Regions from separate parts of the Mus musculus genome. Here region 2 is linked to region 1. The links are chromatin loops, found by intact Hi-C in ENCODE. Cell type or tissue: gastrocnemius. All regions are shown on one strand.

Region 1 (8,000 bases):
GGGTCTTGGGTGGAGAGACGACCCAATCCACGGTGAAGGGGCTTCTGGGAATAGTGATCTCCTCCACTAAGCTTGAGGCTTTGCTGGGATTTTCTGGTTTGCGTAACGTTCTTCTTCCTCCCGGGGGGGCCCTTCAAAAACTCACCCATGAATTTGTAATTCCCAAATCTTGAGAGCGGTGAAGGATGGGGACTAGTGCTGCATAGAGAACGACTAGTGTGATGTTAGGGAGAGGGGTTGTGAAGACAGCCATGAGCTATGCAAACTGTATGGCGGGATGGAACTCAGGCTAAAAGTGCCAAGGGATTCCTTCTGTCCGCGGTTGAGGGGGCAGGAACACTGCTCCACACCACCACCCTCTGCAGCCTGAGGAGTTCTTGATTTTTAGTAGGATACATTGAACAGCCAAGTTAACACCTAAGAAGACTGCGACTCTGGAAGGAACTATACAGCGACGAGCATTTGTCTCTGGAGACACCTGTGAAACAGGAATTTTAAAGCTGTGTTGTGTGTATTGTTAAATTTTAGACATAAATAATGGAGACACCCCGGAGATTGAGGGAAGAGACTAGGTCATTTCAAGGCTGGACTGGGCAACATAACAATACGTTGTCTCAAACAAATTTTAAAAATAAGGAAACGGAGAAAGTAGTGAGTGACCTTTTGTAGTCTTCTAGGAGACCGGTGATTGTGGCTTTGGGTGAAAAAGGCTTTAAAAAAAAAAGTGGGTAGATAATGCACTTTGAGGAACATCTGAGAACTATTTTGAAAAAAAAGTATCCTAAGTTGGGGTGGGTACATGTTAGGGAATGAGATCAAAGTTGATTTCCAAGTTTCTGCCTGGTTTAGGTGGATAGCTGACAGGCTGTTACCTGACATGAGGAAATTGGGAGGAACATGTAGAAGGGAGCGCAAGACTTCAGGTCTAGTTTGTGTGAAGATGAGGACAGATGCATTTAGAGGCAATGTAGAGCCCGAGAATAAAGACTCTGGATTCACAAGACGGGTTTCCCCGACCCAGGTAGGGCCCACGTCCTCTTTGTAGAAGTAACAGACATTTCCATACTAAAAGTATGTTAGGGTCTAGAGAGGTGGGTTGGTTGTTAAGAACACTGGCTGCTCTTCCAGAGGACCTGGCTTTGATTTTCAGCATCTACATGGCAGTTCCCAGCAGTCTATAACTCCAGTTCCAGACCTTTAGTCTTCTTCTGGGTTCTGTGGGCACTGCACACATGTGGTACACAGACATACATATGTGCCAAGCAAAACTCCTATACACATACAATAATTTTTAAAATGAAGTTTAGCCAGGCGGTGGTGGCGCATGCCTTTAATCCCAGCACTTGGGAGGCAGAGGCAGGTGGATTTCTGAGTTCGAGGCCAGCCTGGTCTACAGAGTGAGTTCCAGGACAGCCAGGGCTACACAGAGAAACCTTGTCTTTAAAAAAACAAAACAAAACACAAAAAAATGAAGTTTAAAGAGTATGTTAAGCTGGGGGGATGATTTGGAAGCTAAGGTGTTGCCACACAAACACGGGAACAATCTTGGGAATCAACCTAAAGATAGGAGGATTGAAAACTGGCTGGACAGAGTTGTACACCACGGCCTGTGTGTGCCCCCCCCCCAATTCATTATGCAGAGACACGATAAAGCTAATTTTTGAGAGTCGGAAGCCAGCTAGTGCAGCTGTCCGTTCTGTGTCTCTGCTTTCTGGATGCTCTGAGGCGAACTCGGCCATCAAGGTCCTCCCTACGATAACCCTTGAAGCTATGAGGCAAAATGCCTTTTAATTTTGAGGTATTTTTGTCACGGCAATTGATTTGAGAACAAAAGGAGTTGTTTGTGGGAAGAGTTTCATTATGAATTATAACCCTCTGAAGATGGATGGTGGGGGGAGGGGTGGTACAATAGCTAGTGTACCTAAAAGCTGTCGCCTTCAAATGGTTAAAATTGTAAGGATTACATTAGATATGCTTTACTGCAAGACTAAGGTGTGTGTGCGCGCGCACAAGATCTTTCACTAAGCTATCCGGGGGGGGGGGGGGGGTAGCACACTCATTTAATCACAGCATGTGAGAAGTGACCCCCAAGTGAGAAGGCAAGCCCCACCTAGACTATGTATTAAGTTCCAGGCCAGCTTGGGCTTCTTTAGAACCTGCCCCTATACCAACATTACAGACACCATTTCTGCAAAACTCAGGAACAACAGGTGAGTCCCAGCTGAGGGGAAGCCCTGCTGAGCAAAGAGAAGCAACAGCTTAGATCCCAAAAATGAGGCCAGGAAGGGATCAATGTGAGCTAGAACAGGGAGGGGGTAGGGGGTAGTAGGAAGTCTTGGTTTTTGTTTTTTGTTGTTTTGTGGGTTTTTTTTGTTTTTGTTTTTGTTTTTGTTGTTCTTTCTTTAATTTTTTTACTTTTCTTTCTTCTTCTTCTTCTTTCTTCTTCTTTCTTCTTCTTCTTCTTCTTCTTCTTCTTCTTTCTTCTTCTTCTTTCTTCTTCTTTCTTCTTCTTCTTCTTCTTCTTCTTCTTCTTCTTCTTCTTCCTTCTTCTTCTTCTTCTTCTTCTTCTTCTTCTTCTTCTTCTTCTTCTTCTTCTTCTTCTTCTTCTTTCTTTCTTCTTTCTTCTTCTTCTCCTCCTCCTCCTCCTCCTCCTCCTTCTTCTTCTTTTTCTTCTTTTTTGGAAGTCTTAATTCTTGTAGACAGACCATGTAACAAAGGGGCATTCCAGAGGGTGGCACTGCAGGGAAAGCTCTAGGATTCAGAACAGCCAAGTAGCCGCCTCTGCATCTTGAGCATCCTATCCCTATTGGCTGCCCTCCCCTGAGCCTCACTACTTATTTGGCAGTGCCAGAGCTTGAACCTAGTGTGTTGTGTGTTAGGCAAGCACTCTCACCACTGAGCCCCATCTCTAGCCCCCCTCTCCTCTGTAGAATGGATAAATTCCCAGTGGATTCATTCCCAGCCCCAAATGGTACTTCTCAAGTCAAATTACTGCAAACACAGATGTGAGTTCTGGGGTATCTATACAGTTGCTATAACAGAGTACAATAGACTAGATGAGCCAGCTAGCAGGAATTTAAGGCTGGGAACGAGGCCCAAGTGTAGCATACTTCCCTAGCAAACGTGAAGCCCTGAGCTCAACGCTCAGTTACAGTAATTGGTATGAAAGTGTCAGAGAGCAAAAGATCCATCATAGATGTCAAATGCTGATGCCGGTGGTGGGATGGGCCGGGGAAGGTGAAGGGGTAGAAGGGATGCCCCATCTCATCCTCCCCTCCCACTTACCCATTTCCCCAGCAAAGCAGGAAGTTAGAGGTAACATAGGCTCCCATGGTTCAAGGGAAGAGTCAGTCCCATCACCAGGGGGCAGCAAACACCACATTAAGCCAGGTCAGCTTGTCCTCTCAGGACCTTTCCTTCCAGTAAGCTGCATGGCCCCTTAAAGACACACTGAAAGCCTTCCTCCTGTTACCAATGTGGAAACTTGTGTCTGGGTTTTGGGAGTTGACCACCCAAACTGCCCCCAGCAAGTGAATGTAAGAGTCCAGGATGGAGGTGGGTCATTTATTCAGCCTACTTTACTTGCCCCCCCCCCCACACACACACACCAGGATCCCACAAAATGTTTTAGGTGCTGTTGAACGAAACAGGTGAACATCTCTGCCCTCAAGAAAGACGACATTTGCCGGGCAGTGGTGGCGCACACCTTTAATCCCAGAACTCGAGAGGCAGAGGCAGGCGGATTTCTGAGTTCGAGGCCAGCCTGGTCTACAAAGTGAGTTCCAGGACAGCCAGGGCTATACAGAGAAACCCTGTCTCAAAAAAAAAAAAAAAAAAAAAAAAGAAAGAAAGAAAGAAAGAAAGACGACATTTTAAAAAAATGAGCCCAAGATATGACACAAAGCAGAGACTCATCATTTGGAAGGCTGAGGTTTGAGGCCAGCTTGGGCTACTTAGGAAACCCTATCTCAAAAGAAACTGTTGTTAGGAGAAGAGGAAGAGAAAGAGGTGGAGGAAAAGGAAGGGAAACACAGAGAGAGAGGCACAGACACACACACACACAGAGAGAGAGAGAGAGAGAGAAAGAGAGAGAGAGAATATATACAATGTGGATAGAAACTTATGTGGACAGTCAAAAATATGTGAAAGATGACCCATCTCATCAGTAACCAGAGAAATGCAAACCAAACTACACTGAAAAGCCATTTCAGATTGGTGACTATGATCCAGTTAATAACAACAGTCCTTGTCAAGAATGAGTTACTTTGGGCTGGAGAGATGGCTCAGCAGTTAAGAGCACTGACTGCTCTCCTGAATTCAAATCCCAGCAACCACATAGTGGCTCACAACCATCAGTACAGCTACAGTGTACTCATATACATAAATAAATCTTTTTTTAAAAGAGTTACTTTCACTGTACAGCTAAATTAAACTTGTTTACGTTTGTTTGTTTGTTTGTTTGTTATGGCGACAATGTCTCTGTGTCGCTCTGGCTGTCCTAGAACTTGCTCTGTAGACCAAGCTGGCCTCAAACTCACAGAGATCCACCTGCTTCTGCCTCTCGAGAGCTGTAATCAAAAGGCATGCACCACCACCTCACAGATCAAATTGGCACAAGGATTCCTTGGCCCAGAATTCTCTTCCTACTTGTCTGTGAGCTCTGGAAATGTTCCAAACCACCCCAAACAGGAAGCTTTGTGTTTTCTCCCTGATGCCTCCCTTGGCTCAAAATCCTGAATCTTTACAGAGCAGGGAATGAGGCAGAGAAGAGGAAAGTGTTCTCCCAAAACATCCTAAGATTGTGAGAGCCCAGGCACAGGAGAAGAAAGGGGGCGGGGCGGGGTGAGGACAAAGTTAGACTGTCCTGACTCTCTTAGTCTCAGACTTGGCAAAGCAGAACAGGGGCCGGGGCTGGGGCCGGAGTCGGGGCTGGAGTTGGGGCAAGAGCTGGAGCAAGGCTGAGGCAGGGCCGGGGGCTAGGGCGGGGGCCAGGGCGGGGGCAGGAGCTAGGGCAGGATCTGGGGCAGGGACCGGGGCAGGGACCCGGGCAGGAGCCGGGGCAGGGACACCCACCTTGCATTGCTTCCTTTCCAAGCCATCATCCAGGTTCTTTTTTTTTTTTTTTTTTTTTTGGTTTTTCGAGACAGGGTTTCGCGCCACCACGTCCGGTCATCATCCAGGTTCTTGAAGCTTGGGAGAAAGGCTTTTTCCTTACACCTAAAAAGAGGATGGATTATGCCGGGCGTGGTGGCGCAGCCTTTAATCCCAGCACTTGGGAGGCAGGGGCAGGCAAATTTCTAGGTTCGAGGCCAGCCTGGTCTACAAAGTGAGTTCCAGGACAGTCAGGGCTATACAGAGAAACCCTGTCTCAAAAACCAAAAAAACAAACAAAAAGAAAGAAAGAAGAAAAAAAAAAGAGAGAGAGAGAAAGGAAAGAAGATGGATTTGCCCCAGGAGGGAACACAGGAGCCACTCCTGTCTGCACCTCTTCCTTCTAGACGGTCCTGGGCCTTCGAAAAACTAAAGAATGTTGGGCACTTTTCCCTGGGAAAGATTCCAAAACAGGAGATTTTCAAGTACCTTTGAGGAAGCCTATCCAGGGGAACCAGAAACATAGCCCTGGCACCTAGGGTCACTTGGCCAGCAGATGGCGCGAAGGCCATAGTATTGCCAGGTCTTGACTACAAGCTTCCAATCCTGCACGAAAAAGCCCAGCAGATTCCAAAATATGTCTAGTCGACCTTCCTTTTTATTTTCTTTTTCTTTTTTTTTTCCAGTTTATATTTTGCATTACGTTTCCTTTGTCTGTATGTGTGTGTGTTGGGGGGGGGGGGCCGGAGCTCCGCATGTATCACAGCCTGGATGTGGAGGTCAATGGACAACTGGAGAAGGTTGGTTCTCTCCTTCCACCATATGGATTCCAGGAACGGAACTTGAGCAGCAGACTCGACAAGAAAGTGTCTTTTTTTGTTTTTCATTTTGAGACAGTCTTGCTAGGCCAGTCTCAAGTTGGTACGTAGCAAAGGATGTCCCTTAACTCCAGTTCTCTTGCTGGCCTCCACTTCCTAGGCGCTGAGATTGCAGGGACTACCTTGTTTAACTTATCAGTGGAATTCCTACAGCATCCTTTATTTGTTTATTTATGTAATGGGGAAGGAAGAGGGGGCATGCATGTGTGGAGGTCAGGGAACAACTCATTTCTTTCTTTTTTTTTTTTTTTTTTTTTTTAAAGATTTATTTACTGATTATATGTAAGTACACTGTAGCTGTCTTCAGACACTCCAGAAGAGGGAGTCAGATCTTGTTACTGATGGCTGTGAGTCACCCTGTGGTTGCTGGGATTTGAACTCTGGACCTTCTGAAGAGCAGTCGGGTGCTCTTACCCACTGAGCCATCTCACCAGCCCCGCCAGACTCATTTCTTCCCGTTCACTGTGTGGGTCCTGGGGATCAAACCTGGGTTGTCAGGTTTGGTAGGAAGGGTCCTTACCACTTACTCAGTCCACCAACCCAAAATCCTTTTTTTTTTCCCCCAAATGACTGTTTCATGTGGGGTTGAGGGATGCTTTTGTACTTCTATCTCCACATGGAAGAAAACAACAGGGGAATTTTTTTTTTCCCCGAGACAGGGTTTCTCTGTATAGCCCCGGCTGTCCTGGAACTCACTCTGTAGACCAGGTTGGCCTCGAACTCAGAAATCCGCCTGCCTCTGCCTCCCAAGTGCTGGGATTAAAGGCATGTGCCACCACGCCCGGCACAACAGGGGATTTATCCCTCTTATGCCTAGAACACAGTTGCAAATTTAAATCAATAATAAAAGGACCTTCATGCAGGGCGTGCCTATAGGTTGCATACTGCACCGATGTGTGTGCCAAAACTACTAGGTCAGGGGTGAGGTTAGTTAGAAGACCTCTCAAAATGTACCCAGGGATGCCATTCTGCCTGTGGATAATGACACAACTCATGTCCACACACTGGTTTAGAACATCAGGAAAGGGAAAAAGGCCTGTCACATACGTCTTCATGCAAGCACTGTGGCCACACCCAATTTCTTCACCCAGCTCACCTTGCTCAGACCACTTGAGCAAGGCTTCCGGAATCTGTGTCCACCTCCTGACCACACATTACAGAAATGGGGAGGCCTGAGAAGAAAACGGGCTTTCCCAAGGGCCCACAGGAGCTCAGATGGGTCTTTCTTCACAGTTCAGCAGCCCCAGTGAAGACTTCCGGCTAGGCCTGATATATGTTACATGGGAATAGATGGGCATCAGAATTTGGGGTGGGGGGCACCCACCCGAACCTGCCTTTTGAAGTTCATAGGTGGATGAGTTTCTTGCGGGAGGTGGGGTGCTTTTCTTGGAAGTGCCTCTCTTTAGCTCTATAGCCCTATAGGACCCAGAGACCCTGGGTTCTCTGCAAGAGCGGCAAAAGCTCTTAACCACTAAGCGTCTCTTCATTCTTCCTTTCTTTGTCAATTTTGAGGACCATGTGAGTGTCTCAGACTTGTGGAGAGCCTTGGCTTAGAAACCTGCAGACACCACTGAGTCTAAAGCCTTGACTGTTTTTCTTCAGTGCTGGGGATCGTAACCCCAGCCATCCACACAGGCCAGGTGAGTGCTTCACCAGTGAGCTGCACCCTGACCCCTAAAGGCTCGATTTTACCAAATCTGCCATCCTCTAATGGCCATCTTATACTTTTTAATTAAAAATTTAAAAAGATTTATCTATTTTATGTGTATGCCTGAGTGCTGTATTACAGATGCCCTTGGGATCCAGAAGAGGGTGTCAGATGCCCTATGACCTACCAGGTGTTCCTGGGGGTGAACCTGGGCCCTCAGCAAGAACAGCAAATGCTCCTGACCACTGAGCCATCCTACAGCCCCTTTATTAGATTTCATATATAATATATTCTGCTTATATTTCCCCTCCTCCCAAATCCTCTGCACCCCTCTGCCTACTGAACTTTACGGTCTTTCTCTCTTTAAAAACAAAACAAAAAAC
Region 2 (8,000 bases), 220 kb after region 1:
GGCAGATGGACTTCTAGCCTGGGAGACAGGGACCTCACAGGTCTGCCCACCACACACACCTGCTGCAGAAGACGCCACACCATGCACGTGGTATCCCGGGAGCCGGAGATGAGGTAGATGCCGCAGGTGTCCAGTGCAAGGCAGGTCACTATATCTGCATAGGAAGGGGAGGACACACAGTGTTGTCACAGGCCCAACTTGGAACTCATTCCACATCTGCCTGTCTCATTCTCCCTGGTACCAGGGCTGCTCATACCAAGGTGTCGGCTTAGCTGATTCAACAGCCTGCCACGGGGTAGTGAAGTCACTCGTAGGCTGCCATCCCAGTGGCCACCACTGAAGAGCAGCTTTCCGTCAGGAGCTACTGCTAGTGCTTGTGCACTCACGCCACTGTCTGAGACCCAGGGCCCACTCAGTAGTTTCTGCACCCTAAACCAAGGGGAAGACGGTAGGTGAGGCTGGGCCACGGGTGAGAGATGTGGGCTAGCAGGGACCTTAGCCAGCCCTCTCCCCTGCAGCTGGCCTGTATTCTGTTTAAATGGGGAGGTGGTTCGGGGTGTAGGACATTCATATCGCACCCCTACCCGCAGCCCTGCCTTACTTGGGGCTCCCCATGGTGGGATCTTTGCTGAAGGTAAAGTAGTTATTGATGTTCCGGTCATAGGGCAGCCAGGTATGAGTGCCCAGCAGCCCACTGGCACTTACAGTCACCTGTGGGTAAGAATATGCTATGGTAGCTTGGGGCGGAGGCAGAAGGGATGAAGCTAATGGGAATCTGCCAGGTGTACTTACCAACATGTCCGAGGAGCTCTGGGTGATAAAGGAGTGTGACTGTCGGTGAGGAACCAGAGCTAAGACCAGAGGTACAGCCTCACTGACAACCTGCAGAGAAATGCGTAAGGCTGACTGAAGTAGACAGTGTTCTTGGTAGGTACCCTCTTTGGCCCTTGACCCCAGGGACAAAGTGGGTGTCATAGAGAGGTGAGTCTGAGAGGTAGACATGACAGCAGTGGGCACGTAGGAGGGCATCACAGAAAGAGGAAGAAGCTGGGGTAGACACAGAAGACGCCAGGGTCGAGCCCGGGCTCAGCCTTGGTCCCTTCATCCCATTACTCCTTGGCCTCGGCGCAGTGACAGCAGGAAAGGGGAGCATGCGTGAAGATGCAGGAAGGGGACCAAGGCCAGACTCTCTCCATCCTAACTGCACTTGGGAATCTCATCCTGGCCGCCCTCCTACCCGTATGTCCCCAAGATGTCTGCTCAGAGATGGGTAAGGACGTGTGGCTAAACCCATCTTACACAAGAAACTAAGTTCCCACCCACTTCTCACCTCAGCGAAAAAGGCCTTGAGTTGGTTGAGGTTCTGGAAGATGCTTGGTGAGTTAGTGTCCAGCCGGGCGAGGCGATTGGCTGCTTCCTCAGCCGAGAGCCGGGGTGGGTGTGGCTCCTGTCAACAAGAGCTGGTCAGCACCATGCCACCAGTGTCCTTCACCACTGTCTCCCCACAGTCCTCACCTTCAGCAGCTGACAAGGAGTCTGCCCGAAGTTGCTGATGATGCCTTCCAGAGCCTTCCGCTCCCGTTCATCTGCCACGTGGTCCAGGTCAACCGCCCCTGAGAGGAAGGTGAGTGGTTAAAACTCCTTCACTGTCCTTTCTTTATTGCCACTGTCTGTGCCCTGACCCCATCTCACGTGCGGCACACTGCCTACCTTCGTAAGTGCAGTAATAGAAGACATTGAGGGCCTCCTCGGCCGCTGGACCCCGCTGCTTATAGCCAAAGATGAGGTCGATCCATTCGTGCAGGTGGGTGGACACATACTCTGACTCCTGAGGGGAGGAAGCGGCAGTCAACGCAGGGACTGAATCCCACGGCAACTCTCAGCCCTGGCTGCCTGTGTGTGCGATCACCTCCTCACCAGAGCCTGGCGGTGTTTCTGGATGAAATCCTCGGGGCTGCCGGCCCACGGGGGCAGCACCACATCACCCACCTTCTCGTTGGTCAACTGGAGGCAGCCCAGGTCAAAGCCTAGCAGAAGAGAAAGTTAGCAGTGTGCCTGAGGATTCTTCACCATCCCTGGACACACACACACACACACCCCGTCTGTTCACTCATGCCGGAGCCCCGGTGCCTCGCATGCTACCATTCTGGTTCTCCAGGAAGTCAGGAAAGTAGAAAAACTCCGGAATGAGCTCCTTCACGTCGGCGGGGCTCTCCAGCCGTGCCTGCCAGGCTGCTGCCACCGAGTGGAACTGCCGGTCAGAGCAGTCGAAGCTGGTGGAGAGACACAGCCGGGGTCAGATGATAGATACAGAGGGATACGTAAAACCAGAGGCAGCATAAGAAGCTGCCAGGGAGACTGTGTGCCTTCCTCCCCACCCTTCCGTCACCCCTGGGCGCACCGGCCGCTCTGTAGCTGGACATGCAGGGACGTGAAGGGCTCCACGCGGATGAGGTAGTGCATCACGCCCGCTGCGTTAGAATAGTGTGTGCCATAGTGGAACTTGTCGATTGTGCCTGCTGGGTCCTCAAAGCTCTCATATCTGAAGCCACAGGCAGCACATGTCAGCAGAAGATCCACACACATCCATCCCCAGCCCACCGAGCCCTGCCCTCCCCTGCCCTGCCCACAAAGCTCACTTCTCCCTCACAAGCTGGGCATGCTTGGGATTCACCACACCGATGGGTTTGGACAGGTCCCGGAAGACAGCTGGATTGCTGAGGTCCAAGACTGGGGACACATAGTCCTGCAAGACCCAGGGGAACTGGACGCCCACCCAGGAAAGATGCTGTATGAAGACCCTGACGGCCTGCCTGCCAGCCCACCCTGCCCTGCCCTCAACCCTCAGGTAGATGGGTAGAGCCTGTTCACCATACTACTTGGAAGGCCTACAGGAGCACAGGAGGTCTGTGACAGACACTCCTTCCAGGGAGACCAGGGCCCAGCAGGAAGCAAAGAGGGCAGGGGAGCGAGGCAGTGTCAGAGACCAAGAGACCACATCTTAGTCGCAGGTAAACTACTCAGGGACTGTGCTTAGACACTGACAGTGGGGTTGGAGGTGGGAAGTGGGGAGAGAGACAGAGCGGGGCTCACCACAGGGTACTGAGACAGGTCATTATAGGTGCGCCCTGCGATTGTGTTGAGTTGCATGAGGTACTCAAAGTTGGATATCTCTCGCTGTACCCATTTCTGGACGGCACAATAGCAAAGGGTGAGCATTGAAGTTGTCCAGAGCCCCCTATCTACAAAGTCTTCACCTCATACCCCACACAAACAGGGTCTAGGATGCTTACCTGGGTAAGTCCCGAGGCACGAAGCATCTCCAGTGGGGAGCGGCTGCTTAGGTAGCCTTGGGTGGGTGGCCTTAGGCGCAGAAGCAATGAGTACACCTGGTTCCGTAGCTGGGTGTGGGATGGGATAGGGTAGAGCTGGGGCCTGGGAGCCTGGCAAGGGGATGACGCAGAGGACGCGGCCACCTTGTGTGGGAAGTTGAGGAAGTAGTTGGACTGGTCAATGAAGAAGAGTTCGAGCGCCGAACGCCGCAGGTTGAAACGCCGCAGGTGGACCTCACGCAGCTGGGCCAAGGGGCGCCGGAAGTCATGGCCGATGCCTGCCGAGCAACCAAGAATAGGTATAAGGAGTCACTGGTCCCAGCCCAGCCTGCACTTTGGTCATTCTCTGTCGCCCCTTCCAACAGCTCCATCAGAACACACCTTCCTCTGTTTCCACGCGTTCCGTACTGCCGTCATAGAAATACACGTGCTGTGTGGTGATCTCTAAGAGTCCCGGGACCACAGCCACCACCGTGACGAGCTGGCACTCAGCCGACAACACAAGCTTCTCGCGTTTCTCATCTAGCTCGGCCGCCTCCTCCATCCTGTGGGCAGCATTCACTTCAGCTAGGGATGGGCATCCCTTCTTGCCAAGCTCCGAGACCAGTGAGCCATGAGGTCACATGCTCATATCTCCCTGATGGAGAGGAGCTACCCAGGGCCTCCTGCTCACTGACCCCGGTGCCCTAGACAGATTTAAAAGTCCTTCTGGCTGCTTGTTGGCTCACCCCTCCCTCTGCCCTGCTTCTCCTCACACACTCCTGCCATACTCCAGGTCCCCACATTGTCCTGGTTTTTCTGAGCCTTGCTCAGGGGTGCTTAGCTACTAAAGAGCACCCACCCTTTTTAAATAACCCCCAAAACTTGGGGTTGGAGAGTCCTTTCAGGGTACTCAAGTTGGCCAGCAAAAGACGCAGACTCAGCCCCAGCTGCACAGAAGGCATCCATCCCTGGCAGCCCCGGCCCACCACTCACAGGGACTCCAGTGCAGCCAGGTCCTCTTCCCCTAACTGCTCCTCAGGCAGCTCCTCCGGAGGGGCACTGATTTTGGCCTCTTTGGTCACTGCCAGAGGCAGTGAGGTCTCCTCAGTGGGTGTCATGGGAGCTTCACCTGCAGGAGGCCAATGGGACGTAATTAGAGCAAGGCATGATGGGAAACTCCAGCTGGGTGAAGCAAGCACAACACACTTACCGAGATTGTCACGTAGGGCGCTAGCTTCCAGGTGAGGGTCAAAGTGATGATTGGGTACCAGTTTTAGTCGCATACGGGAGTATGTCTCTGCACTAGACAGCTTCCAGTGGGGGGCTGGAGGGATCCTGCAGATATATCACCAGGAATTGTCATGGGCCAGCAAAACGTTACAGAGCCCCCACTTTAAGACTGCTGGGGTCTTAAAGTGCTGGGAATGAAAGGTGTGCACCACCACAGCTCAGCTGAGATTACTGTTTTATTCATTTTGCATTACTTTCAAGCCTTGAGCAGAGAGTCAAAGGCCATCTAGCACTCAGGGTCAGGGTTCCTTTTCTGCCCACCTTAGTGCCCAGGCCCCACAGGGGCTAGAAAGCTGGCGCCACAGCGCCCCCCAGTGGAGCAGTGCCGTCGAGTGCTGCGCTGCCTGCTGCTTCAGTACAGATGCATAGCGCAATCCCTCCACGCGAGCCCTGCGCTGGGCAGGTTCTAGGACCAGCTCCTGTGGCGGAAGGAATAGATCAATCCCCCTGGCTGCAGTTTCTCCAATCCATTCTCTACCCTGCCCTATTAGCTGTCTCCAGTCATATAGGTGCACCGACCCCCAATCTGGGCTGCACACCTTGAAGGCCCGCCGACTCTGGATACGGTCCCGCTGATGCCGCTGCCCGCTGCTCATGAGTGTGTCGTAGCAGGCATTCCAGAAGCCTGACATGAGGTCATGGCTCTTAGCATATGTGTCCATTTCAAACTTTGACATAGTTGGCTGAACCTGGAGGATTGACAGGAGGAGAGACCGGTGCTCGAGGCGTGCCCTAGCCTCCATTCCTCTTCCTCGACCCGCCACCTCCTTCAGGCACCTGCTTGTCGATGAAGTGGCGCCATTCGGCTGTGGCACAAAAAGCCTGGAAGTCCTCAAAGAAGGTGGGGCTTCCATTGGTGGGTGGTAAGGAGGGCAGCCCCCACTGCAGTCCCAGGGGCCCATATGCACGGTCCAGCAGCGTGCGGACCAGTGGCACCAACCACGAACAGCGCTCAGAGGCTGCCACGGCTGTAGACGCATGCTCAGTCTCGGAAGACGAGGTGGTCAGCGCCCGACTGAGCGCTGCCTCCAGCTTGGAGAGCACGTAGCACGCCTCCTCCCGGCGGGTCGGCACTGCGGTCTGCAGCAGTGTGTGCAGCTTCACATAGGCCTGGGCATGCAGCTGTAGGTGCAAGGCAATGAGGATGGTACCAATTGCTGGACCCCCACCAGCTAGACCTCCACCTCTGCTGCCCTCCTGCATGCTTGCCTGTGGGTCTTCCAATAGGATGTATCCAAGCACAAGACGTAAGCCGATCTGCGCCATCTCCCGGAGATCTGCTGTGCTATTGGCGAGATGTGGCCAGGCTCCCAGGCGATCAAGCAGGTTGCACACACCTTCAAAGAGCTGCCACACAGAACATATTTCCAGCATGTTGCCATAACAAGGACAGGGATTTTGGGGGAGAAAACTAGGTAAAGTTTGTGCTGGAGGCTAAGTAAGGTTTGAGTCAAGGTCACTCACTGTAAGGTATACCCAGCCCAACTCCAACGCTGCCATCCATTGAATGCTTGGCCTGACTAAACAGGCTGATAGATACCAACGCTGATGTATCCAAGACTGCCCTGTGTACCCTCCCATCTCCTAGACTAGACACCCTCAGGTTATAAGGACGCAGAATGTGTGTGGCTTCCACCCCTCCGAATAATCGTACCTTCTCACTCCACAGCTCCTGGTTACCGTGGCCCTCAGCACACAGGAAATCCTGCAGTAAACGGAGCAGCCACAGTGCCTGCTGGGAAAGGTTGGCCAGGCCTCCTGGGGGAGCCTCCTTGATGTCGGTCAGGGCTGACTCTAACATCATCTCTAGGAGGCTGGCCAAGAGAGGGACTCAGTACCGACCTTGCAATTTCCTGGCTCCCAGAGACCCATCGCCTCCTGACGCAGACCTCTTACCTGCGCTTGATGCAGTCTGGTGGTCGCACAAGTGTGGCAGAGGCCCCCAGCTGGGTAAGCACGGAGAAGACCTGGCCACGTTCCCGCCAGGCGGCCTCCGCACTGCCCTCCACGCCCCGCCACGTCACTGAGAATAGCACGTTGGTGAGTAAGTTGCACAGCTCCTCTTCAGGGGTTTGCTGTGGGGACAGGAAGGTGGTGTGGGCTGCGGGCTGTGGGGGAGGGGAATCTCTGCTCAGCACCCCCTGTCTACCCACAGGCAGGAATGAAGAGAGGCAGCATTCGGCAAACAGCCAGACTGGCACCAAGGCCTTAGGAAAATGGCCTAAGGGTTTCAGCCACTTTCTGAACTCCAGGGGAAAACCTGGGGTTCTGTTGGACTTCAGAGAGGAGATATTCACAAAGGCCTTACTCTAAGTCTTCAAGGCTGCCTAGGAATCCTCAAAGAGAAGTGGGGCTGGAGAAGTGGTTCAGCAGCTAAGAGCACTGCCTCTTCCTCTAGAGAAGACAGTCTATCCTATCTGTAGGCCCTACAAAGCCTGGGCCCTATGTGGCTGCTGCTCTCCTCTCCCGGGCTTAACACAACTGCGTGACAGTACCAGCTCTGGTATTAGACCGCATCTTTGGAAAGACCACACTGCCAACTCTCCATTCCTGAGGTGTCCTCTCCAGACACAGTGCAATGTCAGAAGGTGGCCACCTCACCTGGGGGTTGCTCGTGTTCGAGGTATCATCCCCACTGATGTTGGGTTCTAGCAGGCTGCCATCTTCCAGCACATTGGAGAGACTGGAGCTGTGGCGGCCTTGGGCAGTTGGGAAGGGCCGTGGCCCATCCAGCGGGGAGGGTGTGCCAGGCTGGCTGGCCGGAGTAACAGTCCCATTGCTGCTGCCGCCACCAGCGGTATTGCCCGAGCCAATGCTGGCCCGTTCCAAACCCAGGTCAAAGGGTGTACTGAACGGGGAGAGGGCCTGGTAGAAAGCATCCTGGTCAGGGCAAGGGGACTCTGAAGGCAGGAAGACGTCAGAAGAGTCAGCGGGCAACTCAGTGGGCGGCGGAGATAGGGCCAGCTCTGAAGAGATCGGCAGCTCTGGGAGGAAGCGTGGGGGACTACTGTCTGTGGCAGCCTCGAGGACATACAGCCGCGTCAGCACATCCTGCCAGCCAGCTTGTCGGGCCAGCAGCCGAACGACGTCTGGCTGTCCGTAGATGAGGTAAAAGAGCTGCCAAACCAGGGGACAACAAATAAGAGGTCATCTGACTGCTTCCCTAGATCCCCATCCCAAGGTCTTAACAGCAGGGACCTACAAAGGTGCCCCACCCCAGAAAGGCAAAAGGAGCTCCAGGGAGCAGAAGCCACCCTTTTATCTCCCACACGTTTTCTCTTACCTGACGGCAGATGTCTAGGCGGACACTGAGGTCAGCCTGGAGGGACAGCTGTACAACAGCCAACAAATCTGAGAGATTCAGGCAGTCTGGAGATACAACCTGAGGGACTGACA

What was found. Peaks named below come from ENCODE experiments on the same cell type or tissue, not always from the same donor. Only the 100,000 strongest peaks of a DNase experiment are listed, where the experiment ranks them.
Region 2: it touches region 1 in a loop (6-fold over the local background); 17 of 42 quality-filtered maps call a loop at or near these places.

Annotation. Positions count from the first base shown.
Region 1 is chr9:110,408,340-110,416,339 of GRCm38, forward strand. No RefSeq gene overlaps it. Among named protein-coding and RNA genes, the nearest start is that of Ptpn23, 4.1 kb to the left of the region's middle. In gastrocnemius, CTCF peaks have their summits at 3,350 (motif pointing right) and 5,630 (motif pointing right); DNase peaks (open chromatin) are centred at 3,367, 4,841 and 5,645; H3K4me3 peaks cover 873 bases; H3K27ac peaks cover 1,163 bases.
Region 2 is chr9:110,626,477-110,634,476 of GRCm38, forward strand. It overlaps Nbeal2 (neurobeachin-like 2), which reads right to left. Exons shown (of 54, transcript NM_183276.2): 26 at 7,888-7,994; 27 at 7,206-7,721; 28 at 6,501-6,679; 29 at 6,259-6,418; 30 at 5,814-5,951; 31 at 5,382-5,726; 32 at 5,144-5,293; 33 at 4,866-5,023; 34 at 4,525-4,649; 35 at 4,308-4,443; 36 at 3,714-3,877; 37 at 3,294-3,610; 38 at 3,094-3,189; 39 at 2,640-2,764; 10 more. Among named protein-coding and RNA genes, the nearest start is that of Mir8107, 5.6 kb to the right of the region's middle. In gastrocnemius, a CTCF peak has its summit at 4,919 (motif pointing left); DNase peaks (open chromatin) are centred at 3,869, 4,919, 5,169, 5,580 and 3 more places.